Regions from separate parts of the Mus musculus genome. Here regions 2 and 3 are each linked to region 1. The links are chromatin loops, found by intact Hi-C in ENCODE. Cell type or tissue: heart. All regions are shown on one strand. Links, peaks and the distances in the headings refer to the core of each region. The heading gives the core; the rest is flanking DNA.

Region 1 (6,283 bases), core at 973-4,972:
ACACACTCAGCAGTAATTAATCTACAGGGTGTTACATGGGAAAATCCTAGCTGCCACACAGAGGGTTATAGTTATGGACTCTGTAGGGCAGCCCACTCCAGTGCCTTCTGGGTGATGCTTCACCCTGGGTGGTTGCCAGAGGGCTGCAGAGCAATGCAGGTCCTAAGCAAGGGAGCCAGGCCCACCAGCACAGAGCACCCCCATCAGTCTGTCCGCTGCTGCGCTGCCTCCCACACTCCATTTTAGCCCACAATAGGCACTTGTGTGTTCCAAGCTGGTCTGTAGCATCATGCCTGGTTTCATGTAGTGCTCAGAATGGAATCCAAGGCTTTTTGTATACTAGGCAAATAGTACATTCCTGACTCAAGGAAGGATCCTAGCCCAAGAAGCATTTATTTAAAAAAAAAAAAAAATTCAGCCGGGCGGTGGTGGCGCATGCCTTTAATCCCAGCACTCCAGAGGCAGAGGCAGGAGGATTTCTGAGTTCGAGGCCAGCCTGGTCTACAAAGTGAGTTCCAGGACAGCCAGGGCTACACAGAGAAACCCTGTCTCGAAAAAACAAACAATCAAAATCCATATCTTGAGTCCGCAAGTGTGTAGTGCCCTATGAGTTGCAGGTGGTTGTGATCTACCTGATGTGGATGCGGAGCAGTGCGCTTGCGTCATCTGGACAAGCAGCAAGCGCTCAGCTTCTGTGTCACCTCACCAGCGCTGGCCTCTGCTGTCTCTCCGTGTTTGTGAGGATCCCATTCTAGTGCAGTTCTAGTGACCGGACCCTGGACAAGACAGTAAGATCTGGGTCACTCACCCCTTCCCACACCCACAACTTCTGACCTGAACTCTGCACTGTCACACACGTGGCCTCTGGTTCACCCGTTGGTCTCCACTTTTCACCAGAGCCTCAGCGTTCCTACAGTTCCTACCCTCCGGTTGTCATTTCTACTGAGTTGAGTCTCAAGGCTGACGTGTCCGCCGCCTGACAGGAGGTCCTCTCGGGTGCACACAGACACTTGACATCCGATTGGTTATTTCCAAACCATCTACACTCACGTTCCCCTACTCCAAACCTAGCCTCTTTCGACTCTTCCCAGTTCCATAAAAACTCCAGTCTTGCACCCTATCAAACATCCCGGAAGACCCCCATAATTCCTCACTCTCCACTCCACCCTCACCCAGTCAGCGCAAACACACCAGCGACCTTCCCTGGCTCCTCAGACGCAATAGTAGAGTCTTCAGATGGCCAGCAAGCTCATTGCCTGTAGCCCCCTTTCTGCATCCATTAACACCACGCTCCTCTCTGCTCTTTCTACCCGGTTCCGGTCTCCCCGCTGCCCCAGAACCTCTGCTCACGCTGCCTCCTCCAAACACTAACACGTGTCAAGTCAGCCTTTTCTGAGTCCCCGTGATGGGGAGTGGTAGCCTCGCCCGCTGCTCCTCCTCCTCCGCAGCGCAGCTTCTTGGACCAGTTCCACTCAGGACCCCTATTTTCATGTAACCCTGGGTATGTAAATATATAATATAAGTATATGAATTAAATGTTTGCTGATAATTATACATTTATTTTAGAACAACTCTTTTATACACATACATACACTGTTTATTAAAAAAACCCATATGTGAATATTGATGAGATCGATGCCTGTTAATTTTTGGCTGAGTATCTGACACTGCAGAATACAGCATCTTCAGTGTTTTTCAGAATTGATTGATATTTCGATTTCATAATTGTCACTGATAAGAAGACCTCCTTGCATAAATATTCAGTACAAAATGGCAGAAGTATGTTTTAGTACATTTCAGAAGTTTTCAGAAATTCTGTCCTAATCCCAAGCCAAATTTCAGTTAACTTTTTTTTGATGAAACTCAGTGTCTCAAGCAGCAAAATTTAAATATTTTAATTTATTTATGTGGGTGTATATGTGTGTGTGCTCATAGGAGCCCACACGCCACACCCCATAAGAGGAGGCCAGAACAGCATGCAAGAGTCAATTCTCACTTTCCACTGTGTGGAGCCTGCTTGGGGATTGAACTCAGGGTGTCAGGTGTGGGGACACCTGCCTTTATGCACTGAGCCATCTTGCCAGGCCTCTCAAGTAGCAACTTTTAAAATCAAACACTCTAACACAATACAATCCAAAGGTCTGGGAACCTGATGCTTGTGTGCTGAGGAGCAATGGTAGGGAAATGCTAATGTCCTTTCCATAGTTAAGCTACTGTGTTTCTGTAAGAGCAGAGAACCCTGTGTGTGCAGTAAACAGCCTTCACTTTTTGAATCTCAGCCAGGCACTTCAGTCAGCATTCAGTGGCTGGCATGATGGCATCAGTGCAAAGTGACATGTTCTACTCTTGGAGCCAAGGGCGATGAACACCAATGGAAATTCCTCTGATTCACAACGATTTTAATTTTGAATTCATTTTTGGGTCCTTTTACTATTGGCAAGTTCATCAGCACCCTCCCATCCAGGTCCACGACTTGAGGCTGCAACCCAGTTCAAGAGCGAGAACTCTAGCCCTCATCTCAGCCGAGAGCGTGCAGTGGTCCTCGCACTTCCTTGATTAATGTCTTTCTCTCCCGCCAGATGGTGAATTCCATGAGGGCAGGGATGTGTGTCGGGTTTGCTGACTTTGGTACACTCACCACCTGGCACGATGCTCAAAACACCACACAGTAGCTGAGCGCTGTAGGATGTGCTGTGTGGTTGATGGGTGGATGGCTGGGAGGGAGGAGGAAGGGGGAAGAGGAAGAAAGAATCATTTAGGTACTTGTCATGCGTGTGGTGTATGTTCACGTGTGTGTGCACTTGTGTCTGGGTGTGAATGTATATGGGTGCGTGCACGTGGAGGCCACAGGTCTGTGTCTGCTTTCTCCAGTGACTCTCCTCTTCAGTCACCGAGGCAGGGTCTTTCACTTGCACCCCAAGCTTGCTGATTTGGCTGTTATAGCTAGCCAACTTGCCTCTCTCCCCATCCCAACTGCTGGGGTTATGGGTGGCTTTCAAGTTCATCCAGAATTTTCATAGGTGCCGGGATCCAAATTCTGATCCTCGCTCCCACCTGCATGGCCAGTGCTCTCACGGAGCCATCTCCTTGTCCCAGGATATTCATTTTAAACAACACTCTCATTTAGATCTCTCTCACCTGCTCATATGGTACTACAGATTGAAGACAATGTTATTTCTCTCCTATCCAGTCCTCAGTAGACTGGGCAGGGGATCCTTTGATAAAGGCCAGGACATATGCCTTGGCTGGGGAACATTCTGTGCTGAGACAGAAAAGTTCCGTGCCAGGCTCCCGGCCCCCAAACCTCCAGCCCTTTCAGTCCAGAGAGCATCCTGGAATGTCAGCACCACAGACAGAGCCCAACCCTCAGTTCTGGAAGGTGGGGTGTGTTCAGGATTCTGGCCAGGCCGGTAGGCTGGCTTATTTCGCCTCTAGGTGGAAGGGCGCTGTTTTTTATTTGTCCGCTGGGTGGCACTGTGGCCTTGTTCTCTATTTCCTGACGCTCTGACCGGTGATAGGTCAGAAGTTTTGTCTCCCCCTATTCGCTCAGCCCCAAACTTGAGAAAGAAAGACTTGGATCAGTCTAGACAATACAGTCATGGGTTGCAGTCTCTGTGTGCCGCAGGGCAGGCAGTAACCCTGTTCGATTTCAGCAGCGCGGTGCGAGTGGAGTGCTTGCTGAAGGATCACACTGCCTGCAGTGCAGTCCCACAAGCCGGACACCTCAGCTCCCATATTGTTTCTGCAGATACCCAAGCTGAGCAGTCAGATGGTAGGAACACTTGTGACGCTCAGTTTCCCTGCCTCCTCCTAGGTCCCTGTACCCAAAAGGCCCAGCACTGACCGTGGGAGTCCATTGTGTCCAGAACAAACAACCTGAAACGCTGCTTCATAGCATCTTCTCCTGGTGCTAGCATGTGGTCCAGAAGATAGAGACAGCCAGGATGTTGGCAGAAGGCTCTGGGTGCTCTGGGGTGAGCATTTATGGAGGGCTCGGGAGTTACTGGGAAATAGACTTCATGAGAAGTCAAGAGGCAACAGCTCCTGTGAAAGCCATGGGTCGCAGCGTGTTCATTGTGGGTGTGGTCACCATTGGTGACTCCACGTGTCAGCACTGTCTTCCTGGAGACAAGCCAGTACTGGGCTGCCTGTTAGCCGGCACCTCTCTCAGCCCCCAAAAGGAAGCCATGGAGCCCAGTGGTCTGCTACTCAAGGAGCTGAAAGGAGGCAGGCTGGGTTCTTCAGCTCAGGGTCACTACCAACTCAAGAAGCAGTGTCCAAAAGAGGGTAACCTTCCCATACTGCAGGACCCATACCGAGCAGGACGCTCAGCGAGCTTCTACTGCACAACACCCAAGCAGGCTCACTGACCCTGAGGTATGAAAGAGGGACAGGAACCCCGATGGGGACATGCAGTGAAAAGGGAGCCCTAGACTCCCGGGAATTCTCCAGCACAGCTCACATGTGCTGTAACGCTGCGACACTGAGACAATGCTGCTTTTATATAGAAATGCTTTCAAATGAGAAGGTTAAAATAGCAAGAAATCAGGGTTAAGGTCTGAGTGGATGTCTCCTGGTATAGTGCATACATGACCTTAGTCCCTCCCAGGCGTGATCCGGAACCTCGCACACAGGACCGGTAGCTTCCTATGAGCTAGACTTTTATGGTAATCCTGTCAGGTGCTCTAGAAAACTTTTAGAGAGATTCTCCACTTACCATCTATGCCTATGCACAATTGAGAGAGAGAGAGAGAGAGAGAGAGAGAGAGAGAGAGAGAGAGAGAATCATGCATTATGGGAAAGGACACACTTTCGAAAGTAAACGTATTAGCAAGCTACCCATCTATCAATCCACCAATCAAAATAGAGAACTGTGTTATATCCCTTAGCAACCAAGCTCCTCTTCCTCCTCCTCTTCCTTCTCTTGAGTCCCATACAAGGAAGCCCTGACAGTAATCAGGGCCCTGAGTGTGCCCTGTCCTATAGCCAGCTGTTAATCTCCACAGCGTGTCCCTATTTGATCTCTGCTATCAATTTGCTCTAAATAAAATTATTTCGCTGCTTTGGCAAATTTGTATGACTCTTATTTTCAGTTCTTTGGATTAAGAGGCCAAAAACCTGGAAACATCCATACCAAACTCTGACTGCCAACAACAGAACCAGCTTTTGAATTGTGATGAGAACCGCAGTTTGGGGGACACAGTGTCTCTGGGAACTCTAACCCCATGCTACCCTCTATCTTTCATTTCCAAACTTCTATTATATTACACAAGAGAATGCAAAGTTCTCCTATGCATTTGAACTGACTTAGGGGGCTGGAGATGTAGTTAAGTTGAAAGGGTGCTTTCTTAGCATATGTGAAGCTTCAATTTCCACTACTGTGTGAACAGGGTATGATTGTACATGCCTGTAATCCCAGCACTGGGCAAGCAGAGGCAAGAGGGTAAGGGTCCATGGTCAGTCTTGGCTATCTAATGAGTGAGACTATCCTGGGCCACAAAAGACCAGCCTCAAAATAAAAATAAAGGGCACATTATAGCTGTCTCCTGAGAGGCACTGCCAGTGCCCGACATATACAGAAGTGGATGCTCAAAGCCATCCATTGGACAGAGCACAGGGTCCCCAATGAAGGAGCTAGAGAAAGTAACCAAGGAGCTGAAGGGATTCGCAGCCCCATAGGAGGAACAACAATATGAACTAACCAGTACCCCCAGAGCTCCCTGGGACTAAACCACCAATCAAAGAAACACACGGAGGCGCTCGTGGCTCTAGCTGCATATGTAGCAGAGGATGGCCTAGTTGGTCATCAATGGGAGGAAAGACTCTTAGTCCTGTGAAGATTCTATGCCCCAGTATAGGGGAATGCCTGGCCAGGGAATCGGGAGTGGGTGGGTTGGGGAGCAGGGGGAAGGGGGAGAAGGTAGGGGATTTTCGGAGGAGAAACTAGGAAAGGGGATAACATTTGAAATGTAAATAAAGAAAATATGTAATAAAAATAATAAATGGATTCTGCATTCAAGAGGCAAAATGGCCAGGACTCTCCCAGAGCTGGGATGCCTGTGTAACGGCATAGCTAAGATTGAAGGACCATGAGTCCAGCTGTAGCTCAGTGCCAATGCAAATCCCACTTCAAAGGCGATAAATAATTTATTCTGGAGCCAAATATGAATGACCACAACCCAGGAACACAGATTTAGGCTACTTCAAGTTCCACACTCCAAGGTGGTACCACTCTGATGAGCTGTTTATGGTAGCAGAGTAAAGGAGGTCATAAATCAAGACA
Region 2 (6,283 bases), core at 958-4,957, 250 kb before region 1:
CTGGAGGTGGACTCTCTTCCTACTGTTGGACATTTCATCTAAGGTCCCTCCTTTTGAGTCCTGAGAGTGTCTCACCTCCCAGGTCTCTGATACATTTGGAGGGTCCCCCACCTCCTAAGGTTGACTGTTTCCATTCATTTTTCTGGCCCTCGGAGCTTCACTCCTGTCCCTTTCTCCTGGCCCTCCACCCCACCCCCACCCCCGCCAATACCTTAGCTAATACCTGACCATGTTCCCCTTTTCTCCTCCCCCTCCCCATAAGTCCCTCCCTCCCTCCCTCCCTCCTGTGATTGCTTTCTTCTCCCTCCCAAGTGGGATTAAAGCACCCTCACTTGGGCCCTTCAGCTTGCTAACCTTCTTGAGTTCTGTGGATTGTATCCTGGGTATTCTGTACTTTCTTGGCTAATATCCACTTATTAGTGAGTACATACCATGCATGTCCTTTTGGGTCTGAGTTATCTCAGGATGATATTTTCAAAGAAACAAAGACAGACTGTCATCATTTGAAATGCAGGAAAGGCTGAGGCTAATTCTAAGGGACAGGTTGACTTTTTGGGTCATTAGTTTTCATGGCACGAGCATGGTGTAGTTCACTACCCACTCCATGCTAGAATATCGAAGCATCACAAAGGCATGAAGGATACAGAATGTCTGAAAACAAACTGCTGTTCAGAATCTCTCCACGGGAAAACCATAAGCATCAAACATTTTTATGTGAAGAGTTTCGATCATTTCAAAAGAATGACCACACATTTGTTTATTTTTAAAAAGTATTTTATTGTTCACAAGTGAGGGAGAAATGAGAGAGGTTTACAGAAAAGATGTCCATATATAAAGAAAGAAATAGCAAAATATCTTTTGGTCATAATTTAGAAATAAAGTCATCTATAAAAAAGAGGTGGTTCTCCTCAGTTCATCTCTTCCACGGAAGAGAGTCAGTTCTCAGTTCCTGGACAGCCTCAGCAGGCCACGGATACGTCTGATGAGAGCCTGGATGAAACTATAGCGGGATCGAACTTTTGAGTACAACCCTTCAATGTCAAGAAGTTTCTTTTGCAGCGACTCTCCGAAAGCGTTGACAGCATCAGACTGAAGCTGGAGGTAGTACAGACGCCCTTGTTAGTGCACTGCTACTCGGGTATTGCCTTCTGTGCTCTGATTCACAACACTGCTACACTATCCTTTTTCCTTTAATCTTTTTAAAATGTATTCACTTTACATCCGACTGCCACCCCCCTACCCATCCCTGCTCCCCTCCCAGCCCTACCCCTACAAACCCCTCCTCCACTACCTTCCCCGCTTCTCTGAGGAGAATTGGAAGACCCCCTTGGGTACCACCCGCCCTGGGACATCCAGTAATGCAGTCTTTCTTACATAAAGTAAGGTGAGTTCAGAGTACCTGCCTAGCGAGTGCAAGGCCTTGGGTTTGAAACCCAGCACCACCACTACCCCACGCTCACCTTACCCACACAGACATGACAAAAGGTACTCTAATGTAAACTACTACTAGATTTTATAATGGGGCGCCAAATTCATTAAAAATGTACATTTCTACATCAGAACGATTATCATTTTAATTCTTGTACAAATGTATATAAATTAAAGCTATATCTTAAATAGCAACAATTATTGATGCTGCTATACATATAAAAAATAGATCCTAAACGTCATACCAAAAGTCGTTAAGGGATTGAGAGCATCTCTTCCAGAGGACCTGGGATCAATTCCCAGCACCTACACGGCAGCTCACAATCATCTGCCAAACTTTAGTTCTAGGGGACCGCATGCCCTTTCCTGACTTCTGTGGGCAACGTGCACACATGCGGTGCACAGGCATACATGCAAGCAAAGCACACACATAAAATGTCTTTTTTTTTTTTTTTAATTTGTTAAGAATAAGTGCCAGGCTAGAGATACTATGCTGTTAAGAACACTCGCTACTCTTACAGAAACCAGGGTTCAGTTTCTAGTATCCACATCAGGCAGCTCACAGCTACCTCTAACTCCAGTTCCAGGAGCTCTGAAGCCCACTTCTAGCCTATCAGGGTGTCAGGCATACACACCGTACACATGCATATACAAAGACACTTTCATCAGGCATACACACTGTACACAAGCATATACAAAGACACTTTCTCATATATATATATATATATAAAATAAAATTATTTTTTTTAAAGTGTCTTTAGGAAATGAAAGGAAACATTTACTTTCTACTTTACCATCACGCAGGCTTTCCTCTTACAGAGAAAAGAATATGATAGCAGAGCCTTACCTGGTCTATATCGTGCTGGTTCACTTGAGATAGTCCACTTCTGAAGTCCAGATTGGGTTCTGAGGAAAAGAGAGTCTGGAGATCAGAGACAGTGAAGCAGCTCTGCGAGTGCATCTCCTGCACAGCAGAGGCTCTGCACGTGAAGAAGGTGTGAGGAGGCCTGAGGCCGAGCTCTGAGCAGGGAAGGAAGCCTGAGAAGGACATCCAGCTAGGATGGGTCTCACACTCCCCTACGAGTCTAATGCATGCGTGTTCATCGACTCAGGCCCACCCTGGCACAGAGACAACGGCCCGGGTCTATTCGTCTAGAAAATTAGCTGTGATGTGACTCTACAGCCGAGACAAACCTACTACAGGAAATGAAGGACAACCCACCAACAGGCTCCAGAATCATTTCTCATGGGCGGAAATAAGATACAAAAGGCAGTTGTGTTTACTATTTAGCTCTCCAGTACTCAATTCACTGGGTAATCTGAGACACATAAAACTAAGGTCGCTTACAGTAGTTAGTGGTGTACATCCACAGTCCAGCTATCGGGAGACTGGTTCATTTAAGTCCAGGATTTTAGGACCTGTCTGGACAATAAAACAAGACCTTGCTTGCTCAAAGAAAAGAAAACAAAAACAACAGAAAGAAAGAAGTACCTGGCTTTTCAGGGCCCTAAAATATATACACATTTCTGGCTGTTTTGAGACCAGCTCACCTTGTAGTCTTCTGCTTTTAAATAAAGTCCTAGAGGCAAACAATGAATCTTGGGAATCCATTGGCGTGCAATGTAACAAATAATACTCCAGATGGCGCCAAAGAATAAACAGGCAGGTCTCGATGATATCTGGGAGTTCAGATTAAAGAAGAACGTCATCAAGTATTTTTTAATAAACCAGATTGTGAGAAGGAGAAAAGGAAGAGGTTGTGCTTAATTATCCTCCGTGAACTTGCTCTAAGAGCCTGGGATGAAGTGCCACTGAGCATGCTTCAGGAAAGTCACTGAGTGAGCTGTGGGAGGGGAGGCCCTCAGGCTGCTGTGCACCAGCCACTTGCCCAGACAGACAGCATCCGGACATTTTATAGTACTCCTTGCTACTCTAGAAGGTGAGAAGAATAACAACATGGCAACACGCCAGGTACTCACTGGGCAAAGACAGGCCATAGGACGGTCATTATATCCCTTCCCATATGGTTCTAGCTGCATACTGTAAGAATTAAGTAAGTACAACACATTTTAGGTCTGTACGCGGGCTGTGGCCGCAGAAGGATACAGGAACAGAGGGACAGCAGTTTGGCACGGTTGTTGATCAGCTTCACCAGACGACGTCTTGCTAAGACACACTTCTGTGCAGTAGAGATTTTATCAATACCAGCAGGCATCACAGACTGGCATAACTAAGGAAAAGAAAGAAGTATAAAGTATAACAACTTAAAATGATCTACTATGAGCAGGTCATTACAGTAAGAACTATGAAAAGACTCAAATGTATTTATACTGCCTCCTGCACAAGAGTTTTAGAGAGTCAAAGAAGCAGTCAATTTCCACAAGAATGTCTGTTTCCCTTTTCAGTGTTTGTCTCTGCAAGTCTAAGTCTAAGACACTTCCAATTTCCTAGTGGTCCACCAGCCCTTGGGGTTCTACTAGATAAAAACAAAAACCTTTTCCAAGAGTAGGTGGAAAAGCTGGCATGAATTTGCCAGGTATCTTCTGGAGAAAGTAGAATGGTGGATATGTGTCAGATTTAAGTGATCAAGACTGACGAGCCGTCCCATCTGCCTGGAAACTTCACTGAAGCGTGAAGATGCTGGAGACTCCTCCCACGTCCTACGCAAAAACATCTGCAACAGCGAGCCCTGTTTCTCTGCAGCTTTTGAAGACATTCCTGGGAGCTCCTTATCAGGCAGCCACGCCTATTTTCTTGAAAAGAGCTACTGGGCTGTTCTGTCTGTGCTCACAAGGTTACATGGCAAAGGTAAATCCCTGCAGATCCCTCAGCAGCGTGGAGTGAGTAGATCATTGTTATTCCACAGCCCGAGCCCAGCACCTGGGCCTTTGTGGTGCAGCAGTGACTTTTCAAGCCTCACAGTTCATTACAAGGTCCATACCTCTTTTATCTCATCCGGAGGAAGTTGTTCTACATTCTGCAGCTTGTTGACACTGCGACGGTGACTGTCATAGTAGCTAAAGAAATCAGTGGCACTCTGCTTCAGCAGGTAGATAATAATGCCCAAGCCAGGCAGGCGCCAATACGGAACGACTGGAACCTGGGTATCTAATAGGCAAGACAAAACGGTGTTGTATTTGAATACATTTTCTATGGATTTCATTTGTTTTACAAAGGGGAGAACATGAAGTCCTCCACTACCACACATTACAGTTGAGTTTCCTACATTTGGGGAAATGACAGGGGTCAGCACATGCAGAGTACAATGGATAAGCCTCACCCTGGGAAAACAAACTTTTATGAATCTTAAACTATCTATAAAAATTGACGATGATCTGTAATTTAGGTCATGTAGACTATGATTAATAACATTTAGACACCAGTATTGAAGCTGGAGAGATGTCTTAATGGCTAACAACTGCCTTCTGAAACTCCAGTTCCAGAAGATCTGATGCCCTCTCCTGGCCTCCAAAGGCACTGCACACAGAGGGTGCAGACACACAAGCAGGCATGAGATAAAAATCAACCTCAAGCCAAGGGGCTCCCAGAGACTGAGCCACCACCGAAAGAGCACGTCCGGGCTGGACCTAGGCCCCTACAGATGTAGCAGATGTGCAATTTGGTCTACATGTGGATCCTCTAACAATTGGAGCAAGGACTGTCTCTGACTCTGTTGCCTGCCTCTGGGTTCCTTTTCCCTAGCTCTACTGCTTTGTTTGGCCTCAGTGGGAGAGAATGCCCCTAGTCTTGCTGTGACTTGATGTGCCAGGGTGAGCTGGTACCCATGGAGGGACCTCCTCTGGAGAAGTAGAGGGGGATGAGGGTAGGATTGGAAGGAGAGGCAGGAAGGGGCTGTGATCAGGATGTAAAGTGAATAAACAAATAAATAATTTAAGAAAAAAAAATCAACCTAAAAAAAAATTAAATGCCTGTTAGTTCAAAGTAACAAGCAGCTAAGTGCTGCTATAGTTGTTGCCATGTGCATGCATACAGCTGGACTCTTTGAGAGTTAAGAAATATGGCTAGTGCGAGGTACCCTTTATTAGGTGAAGAGCTAAGCCTTATGAAAACCACCCACCCACCCATATAAACTCTTTACAGATTTATTTTGTATGTATGAGTGTTTTGCCTACATGTCTGTATTTGCACCAATGTGCATGCTGATGGTATAAGCCACTATGTTGGTGCTACAAACCGAAGCTTGGTCCTCTTCAAGAACAAAAAGTGTTCTGATCTGCTGAGCTACCTCTCCAGTCCCACAAACCTATACAGTGTTAGGAGTTCTAAATCCAAAGTGAAGCAATTCTCATTTCAGCCATTGGTTTCAGTTACATGTGTCTACTTCTAATCTGCATTGTTCTGGTTGCTGAACTGACAGCTCAAAGTCATTCTCCCAAAGAATATTTCAAAACTTAGTGAATTTTACCGTCTCACTATGACAACTTCCTCTGGGAGCAAAAGAAAGCAACTTGCCTTCTACATGGCTACCTTCCAGTGAGGCTGCAAAGTTAACAGTGAATTTAGGAGTAGCCTGGGCTACATAGGGAAACACTGTCAAAAAGAACAGAAATGACAAAGTCACTGGTGGGTGACTTTCAATCAAAAGGAGTCTCTGGATAGGATTCCTAAGCATTCTACACCCAAACCAGTTAAGCTGCCAGGGCCAGAAAGACAATTTTCCCTCCATGCTAGGAAGGGCACGCCAAGATTAGGATTCTCCCATGGAGTCTCCTTCCTTGCAGCAAACTGGAATGACTCCTTGGAAATCACCGTATTTCATTATGACTAAACCAGTGTCCAACAGCTTTGTCTTTTGTGTGTTCCAGGATGGCAACCTACACCAACTCACAACCC
Region 3 (6,283 bases), core at 958-4,957, 69 kb after region 1:
TAGCGTCACAGATGTGTGCACAGGCTGCTTGCGGGTGGGGCACTATGACACGGGGGATCAGCAGACTGAATGTCAACCCCAGGTTTGCACAAAGGCCCACTAGACTTCTGCTCACGTTGTGACCATGTGCAACTCAGTATCTTTTTCTCAAAATGTTTATTTGCTGAATTCATAGACTCTGTGTAGCTAGGTATATAGCTCGCTATGTAGCTAGCTACAGGCATATGCCTATAATCCCAGAACACAGTAGGTAGAGGCAGAGGATCTCGGGAGTTCAATGTCAGTTGCATATTGAGTTCAAGGTCAACCTTGAGATACACGAGACCCTGTTTAAGACAAAAAAGAAGAAAATAATTAAAATATTTTATGTTATCTAAACATATCTAAAAATAGCAAATGTTCTGTGGATTTGAATTCGGAATTTCCCGCCATCACTACAAGCCAAGGGACGGCGGGGATGGGTGAAAGATGCCGGAAGCCAGCAGAGGCGTGAAATTTTCTCTTCTGAGCTCTGTTTCTCAGTAGGGACCCCACTCTTTCACCCTGCAATCCCAAACTTGGCTTTCCTTCGCTACTCACCAGCCCCTCACCTTTTCCAAGGGCAGGTAGGGGGTCTGTGGGGGGGACTCCTGCAGCTGGAAACAGTACAGGTATCAGTTGGAGCCCTGTACCAAATGGTCAGGAGCTACCCTTCTCAAATTTCCACAGAAGCCTAGGCCTACTCAGGAGCTCTTCTAAGGTGTCTTCCTACCTCACCCCAAACTGGGAATCCTCTGGCAATTCTAGTCACAGAAAAGTAAAAGGCTCTGGTTGTTGCTTTGCTGAAGGCGCCATCCTCGGAAGGAAACCAACCAGCTGGGAACGGGTTCCCGGGCATAAAGAGCTCAGGCAGGGAGATGTGAGAAGAGTCAGGCTTGGAGTGGGAACTTTTTTGGCCTTGCCTTCTACCAGAGGGTAAGTGTCTCCCCTCCCCTCTCCTCTCTGCCTTCCTCTCCTCCTCCAGCCTCTGTTAAGACATGAGGAAATACAGGGACTCTCCACTGTGCCTGCCTGTAACGCTCTCACCATTATTAACTTGATTTCTTCTACCAACACCCCACTTACCAGGCCTTTCTCCAGTCTCTGGACAATAATTAATTCATTAATGTATTGTTAATTAGCAGCTAAAAAAGATAACCGAGAAGAGAAAGAGCTGTGTGGTACACACCTGTCATCTGATGGACCAACCTGACTCCATTTTAAGCCATTTTGTCATAGGTCAGAACAAGTTCATTTCTACTTCCTGAACAATTCAACTTGACTGTGCTTTAACCTGTTTCTGAAATTTGACATCTTCCCCTTCCCGTGGAGTTGGACTCACACCTTGATTATACTCTGATTAGATGCTCTGCCAAATAATTTAAAAATGTTCGGCCAAGTTCCGATGTAACCAAAGTTCCTCTGGAAATCCCCTTGAAACCTCCCTAGTCTGGACTGTATAAACTCTACCCTCCCTCTCCTGTGTTCAATGCTGTATTTCCAAACCTCACTTTTGGGGGAGACAGCCCTAACAGATAGAAAATAAAGCTTGTTTAATTTGACCAAAGAATCTGGGGTGATGGCCTTTACTTTCTTTGGTGCGATTAACATCATCCTAGCACCCGGGGAGGCAAAGGCAGGAGGGTGTGATTTCAAGGAGGGTCTATTCTCTGGAAAGTTCTAGGCCAGCCTGGGCTACATGGAGACTGCCTCAAACATCAGCATCAACAAGAAACAAAAAGGGTAGGAAAAGATAAATGTGTGCCTTGAGATACAGGCATACTGAGCCTGCATATGAGTGCCAAGTGTGTATTCACTTCTAGTATTGGTATTGTACATATGTATATGGTGTGTGTGTGTGTGTGTGTGTGTGTGTGTGTGTGTGTGTGTGTGTGTGTAGATAGATATACAGGGTCCCAGAGCATCCATTGGGGGATGACTCTTGCCCACCAAGTAACCACATGATCTCCCTCCAGCCCATAATTTCCTCTCTCAGGTCAGGCTGCTAGGATGCTGGCAGAGAAGCCGGGCTTTGACAGTTTTCCTATGGGCAGCAGGGCTGGCAGCTCTTGGCCAGTCCTTACTTTACAGTCCTATCATGTGGAGACATGTTTCACTATCCCCAAGTCCCTGTACCTTTGAGGCTGTGATATCAGACTGGGAGTAAACTGCCTTCCTTAGGTTGTTGAAGAGCCCTACCAGGGTGGCTCGATGGCGGGCCTGTGACAGGCGTCTGCGGACCACCCGAGGCTCAAGCTTCTGCAGCTGCGCCAATGGCTGGGGTGCCCCATCATCACTGGGTTGGTTGCCTTCTCCAGGGGTGGCCATTATAATCTACAACATAATATACCCCCCTTTAGCCTTGCATAATAGAGATACAACATTGAGGAAGGCAGACAGAGCAAACAGAAAGGACGTAGCCCGCAAGGCAGTGAATATGACCAAGACCCACAATAAACCACAGGTAACCCCAAATCTCCTACTGGAGCTTGGCTCCTAAAATTACAAACCATTTACAGTGGATTTCCAGTTGTCCGGTGAGTCATGAAAGACTGTACCCAAACCCTCTTGACTGGTAGGGAATCTGAAGCTTTCCCAATGCCCATGGCCAAGAAAACTGCTTGGCTGGTGGGAGCCCTGGAGAAATGTGCAGTTCTTGTCTCCACCACAGGGGGGAGACTGTCTCCTAACTTGCTCTCACTGTGGTTGTCAGTCTTCGCTGCCCAGCTTAAGGAGTGAGACTAGCAACAGAGCAACCCCACGGGCTACCTGGCATTGTGGCCTTGATCTCCTTCCATCAGCCTTAGGTTCTCCCAGGTCAGGAGCTAAGGAGGAAACTTGGAGACTCTGCCCCGGGGAGGAGGGTAAAGGCTGGCAGATGGCAAAGGACAGTTGAGTGATTTTCAGTGGCCTCCTGCAAGCTGCCCCCTTGTCATCACCAGCAAAGATCTTCTGCAACTTCCCAAAGATCGTCTCTCCTAATTATTATTATTGACCTGGATTTGCTGTTGTCCCTTACAGGGGCCTAGGTCTATCTTTTTCTGACCAACCTTTTTAAGGGCCTGCTTTGGAACTCCCTATATAGATCTAGCTGGTCTGGAACTCATCCATCCCTGCTATCGGAGTGCTGAAACTAAAGGGATATGCCAGAACATAAGGCCAGGCTGGATGTTTTTATTTAGCATTATTAATTTGTGTGGGTGGGGGGCGCGCATGCGTGAAGGTCAGGGGATAGCCATACAGAACGAGTTCTCTCCTTTCACCTCTTCAGGACCCCAGGGAAGAGCTCAGATTGTAAAGCTTGCATGGTGAGCGCATCTTGCTCTCTGAGCTTCCCAGACTGAACAGCAATGCACTTGGATCCAGGTCAATAGTAACTGTGATTGTGTGGCGCGGCCTCACCCTGGAAAAATACCTCCAGAATCTCCTCGGGATGGGAAAAGGGAAGGCAGGACTGAAGTTAGCGCTGTGCTAAGAATGGGTGACCTAGCACACAGTGAGTGGGGGACCTACTACAGTGTAAACTTAAGGTCAATAAGTGGTTGTGTATGTGTAGGACAGGTTCTTATCATGCAGCCGAAGACAGCCATGAACTCAAGATGTTCTTGCCAAACCGTCCTGAATCCTGGCATTACAAGTGTGTGTCTGTGCCCACCAACTAAGAAGTGAAGTTTAAAAAACAAAACAAAACAAAACTGTTTTAGGGGCGGGAGAGTTGGCTCAGTAGTTAAGAGTGCTTGCTGCTCTTGCTAAGGACCCAAGTTCAAGTCCCAGCATTCTCATTAGGCAGCTTATAACCTCCTCTAACTCCAGCTCCAGGGGGCATCCAAAGCTCTTGGTTCTAGGGGCACTAGTGGGCACACATTTTCACTTACTGTCCCCCCCCCCACCTCTACAAACACATATATTAGAATATTTTAGCTAGGGGTGTATCTTGATGATACAGCACTTCCTGGCTGTGCCTAAAGTGTTACAACAGAACAAACCCTTTTCTTTAAAAACCCTCATAGATTAAGATGTATGAAGAAATCTGCCCTCAGCAGCTTAACGAGTCAGGTCTGTAGAGAGTCTGTATACCCTGGGATTCCAACACTAGGAAGAGCACATCAGCTTGCAACACTCTTAAAAACTCCAGGAAGTTCTGAAGATATGCTTCCTCTAGCCCCGACCCCAGGCCCATGAGTCTGCTGAGTAGCCCAGGCCGACCCGGAACTCTCCTCCTTACTCAGCTTCCAGAGAGCCGGGATTTTAGGCACGCAAGCCCATCCCTTGCATGGTTCTCTAATGGGAGAAATGTTCCCTATTCTGCCCCCTGACCCCCATGCGGCAGCCTCGTCATTTTTGTCACCTAGAACATCACATATCTGTCCTCAGCCCTGGTTTCTACCCATCTAGAGCTGGCTTGTTCTCTGTTTCTTTTGCTTTGCTTCGGCTGGCCTCAAATCCAGATCTGCCCACGAGACCCTTGGTGAGGCTCCATCTCACAGGCGTTGCTGGCATTCTTCCAATCATGTGGCAAAATGCAGGCATCTGCAGGTAGATGTGGCTCAGGCCAACACCCTTGTCTGCACTGCCTTTTCAAATTGAAACAAAGAATCCCATTGACAGCCCTGCTAAGACAAAGATCCCAGGTTAGAAGGAACAGCAGAGGTGATTGATGAAGGCAAGGGCAATGAGACTTAAGAGGAAAACACAGAGCAGAGCGTAGAAGAATCAGCATTTTAGTTCTCCCTAACCATACAGAACTGTTTGTATTCCAAGCATTCACTATTTCACCAATTCAGTTCTTAACAGGCACAGTGAGAGGCGACCAATTAGAGATGCACTAAAGAGCCATGGGAACCAATACTGTGCATCTGCTGACTAAGAAAAGAAGAGAGAGATGCTACAGGGGCAGCAAAGTCCCATGCTCACTCGAAGAAACTGGCACGGCCAGAGGACTGAATGTACGCACCCAGATGAGCCAGGATGCAGGGAACTCAGGATGGAGATACCAGTTTGAAGAAAAGTACTGATTTTGTTGTTGCTGTTGTTGTTGTTGTTGTTGTTGCTGTGGTGGTGGTGGTGGTGGTTTTGTTTTCGAGTCTCAAGACTGTACCTTGGCCTATCCTTAAACTCAGGATCCTCCCGTTTTGGCCTCCCAAGTAGTCGAATTAGAGGTTTGTGTTACTATCCCTAACTGAAGATATTTTTCTCTGAGAGAGAATAACGGCTCACCACTGCAATCCCAGTGTTTGGTAGGCAGAGGCAGAAAGATTGCCCAGATTTCCAGGCCAGTCTAGACTAAGAAGCGAGATTCTGTCTCAGAAATTTCCAGACTTGGGTTGGCTACGTAGATCAGCTGGCAGACTGCTTGCCTAGCTAGCGTGGACGAAGCACTGGCTTCAGTCCCCAACGCCACAGAACCAGAAAACCAGGCAGGTGGCGCTTGAGAAGCAGGGTATCCAAAGTTCACGATCATCTTTACCTACACAGCAAGCTCAAGACTGAGCTCACATACATGAGACCACCTCAAACAAACGCATCAACAGCCCCTCTCAAAAACAAACAACCAAAAACCCAAACAAAAACAAAAACAAACCAACAACCCAAAACAAAAAAAAATACCAAAACCACAACCAAAACCAATCATCACCACCAAAAAACAATAAAAAGAAAAAACAAAACCAACTAACAACAACAACAAAAAGAAAAGAAAAAGACAAAGAAAACACCAAGCAAACAAAATAAAGCAAAAGCAACATAAATATGCCATGAATTCATTATTTTGTATGATAAATGAAAAAAAAACAATTAAAACTTAATTACAGGTAGTGTTACCTAGTATATCAAGATTTTACCTAAAATAAAAGACAGAAAAAAAGAAAGAAAAGAGAAATCTAGGTGGTGGATGAGTAAGGTGTTTCAGAGATGATACAACACATGGTCATGCTATGTAAGGAATGGCAGGCCAGCTTCTGGGTGCGTATAAGGCCAGAGTCACATTGCTAGCTCATTTAGCCAGCCATACGACCAAAATGGGCCAAGAATTCTCTAGATCTTAATTTTTCTACCTGTAACGAGGAGGCAAAAAGCCCTTCAGTAGACTGCAAGCTAAATGCTCTCACTTGGCTTGATTACAGTCTCATTATGTAGCCCTGGCTGGCCTTGAACACATGAACCCTTCTGCCTCAGCCTCCTCAGTGCTGGAGTGACTAATGTATACCACTAGGCCAAGGTCTAAAACAGGCTTTTCTCAGTGCTGGAGTGACTAATGTATACCACT

The links. A loop is a pair of places that touch in the nucleus more often than their neighbours do. Peaks named below come from ENCODE experiments on the same cell type or tissue, not always from the same donor. Only the 100,000 strongest peaks of a DNase experiment are listed, where the experiment ranks them.
Region 2: it touches region 1 in a loop (5-fold over the local background); 2 of 42 quality-filtered maps call a loop at or near these places.
Region 3: a loop joins it to region 1, with 4 times the contacts of the local background. A loop is called at or near these places in 15 of 42 quality-filtered maps.

Annotation. Positions count from the first base shown.
Region 1 is chr6:34,992,714-34,998,996 of GRCm38, reverse strand. No RefSeq gene overlaps it. Among named protein-coding and RNA genes, the nearest start is that of Slc23a4, 18 kb to the right of the region's middle. In heart, for the core only: a CTCF peak has its summit at 3,451 (motif pointing right); DNase peaks (open chromatin) are centred at 3,466 and 4,076; H3K4me3 peaks cover 546 bases; H3K27ac peaks cover 429 bases; H3K27me3 peaks cover 1,011 bases.
Region 2 is chr6:35,242,073-35,248,355 of GRCm38, reverse strand. Nup205 (nucleoporin 205) reads right to left here. Exons shown (of 43, transcript NM_027513.1): 39 at 4,371-4,537; 40 at 3,536-3,659; 41 at 2,980-3,108; 42 at 2,276-2,334; 43 at 757-1,095. The coding sequence ends at 943. It also overlaps the pseudogene Gm23435. Among named protein-coding and RNA genes, the nearest start is that of 1810058I24Rik, 7.5 kb to the left of the region's middle. In heart, for the core only: CTCF peaks have their summits at 3,056 (motif pointing right) and 4,891 (motif pointing left); no DNase peak of the experiment used is centred there.
Region 3 is chr6:34,923,788-34,930,070 of GRCm38, reverse strand. Stra8 (stimulated by retinoic acid gene 8) reads right to left here. Exons shown (of 9, transcript NM_009292.2): 2 at 2,155-2,352. The coding sequence starts at 2,346. Among named protein-coding and RNA genes, the nearest start is that of Stra8, 6.0 kb to the right of the region's middle. In heart, for the core only: a CTCF peak has its summit at 2,681; a DNase peak (open chromatin) is centred at 2,750.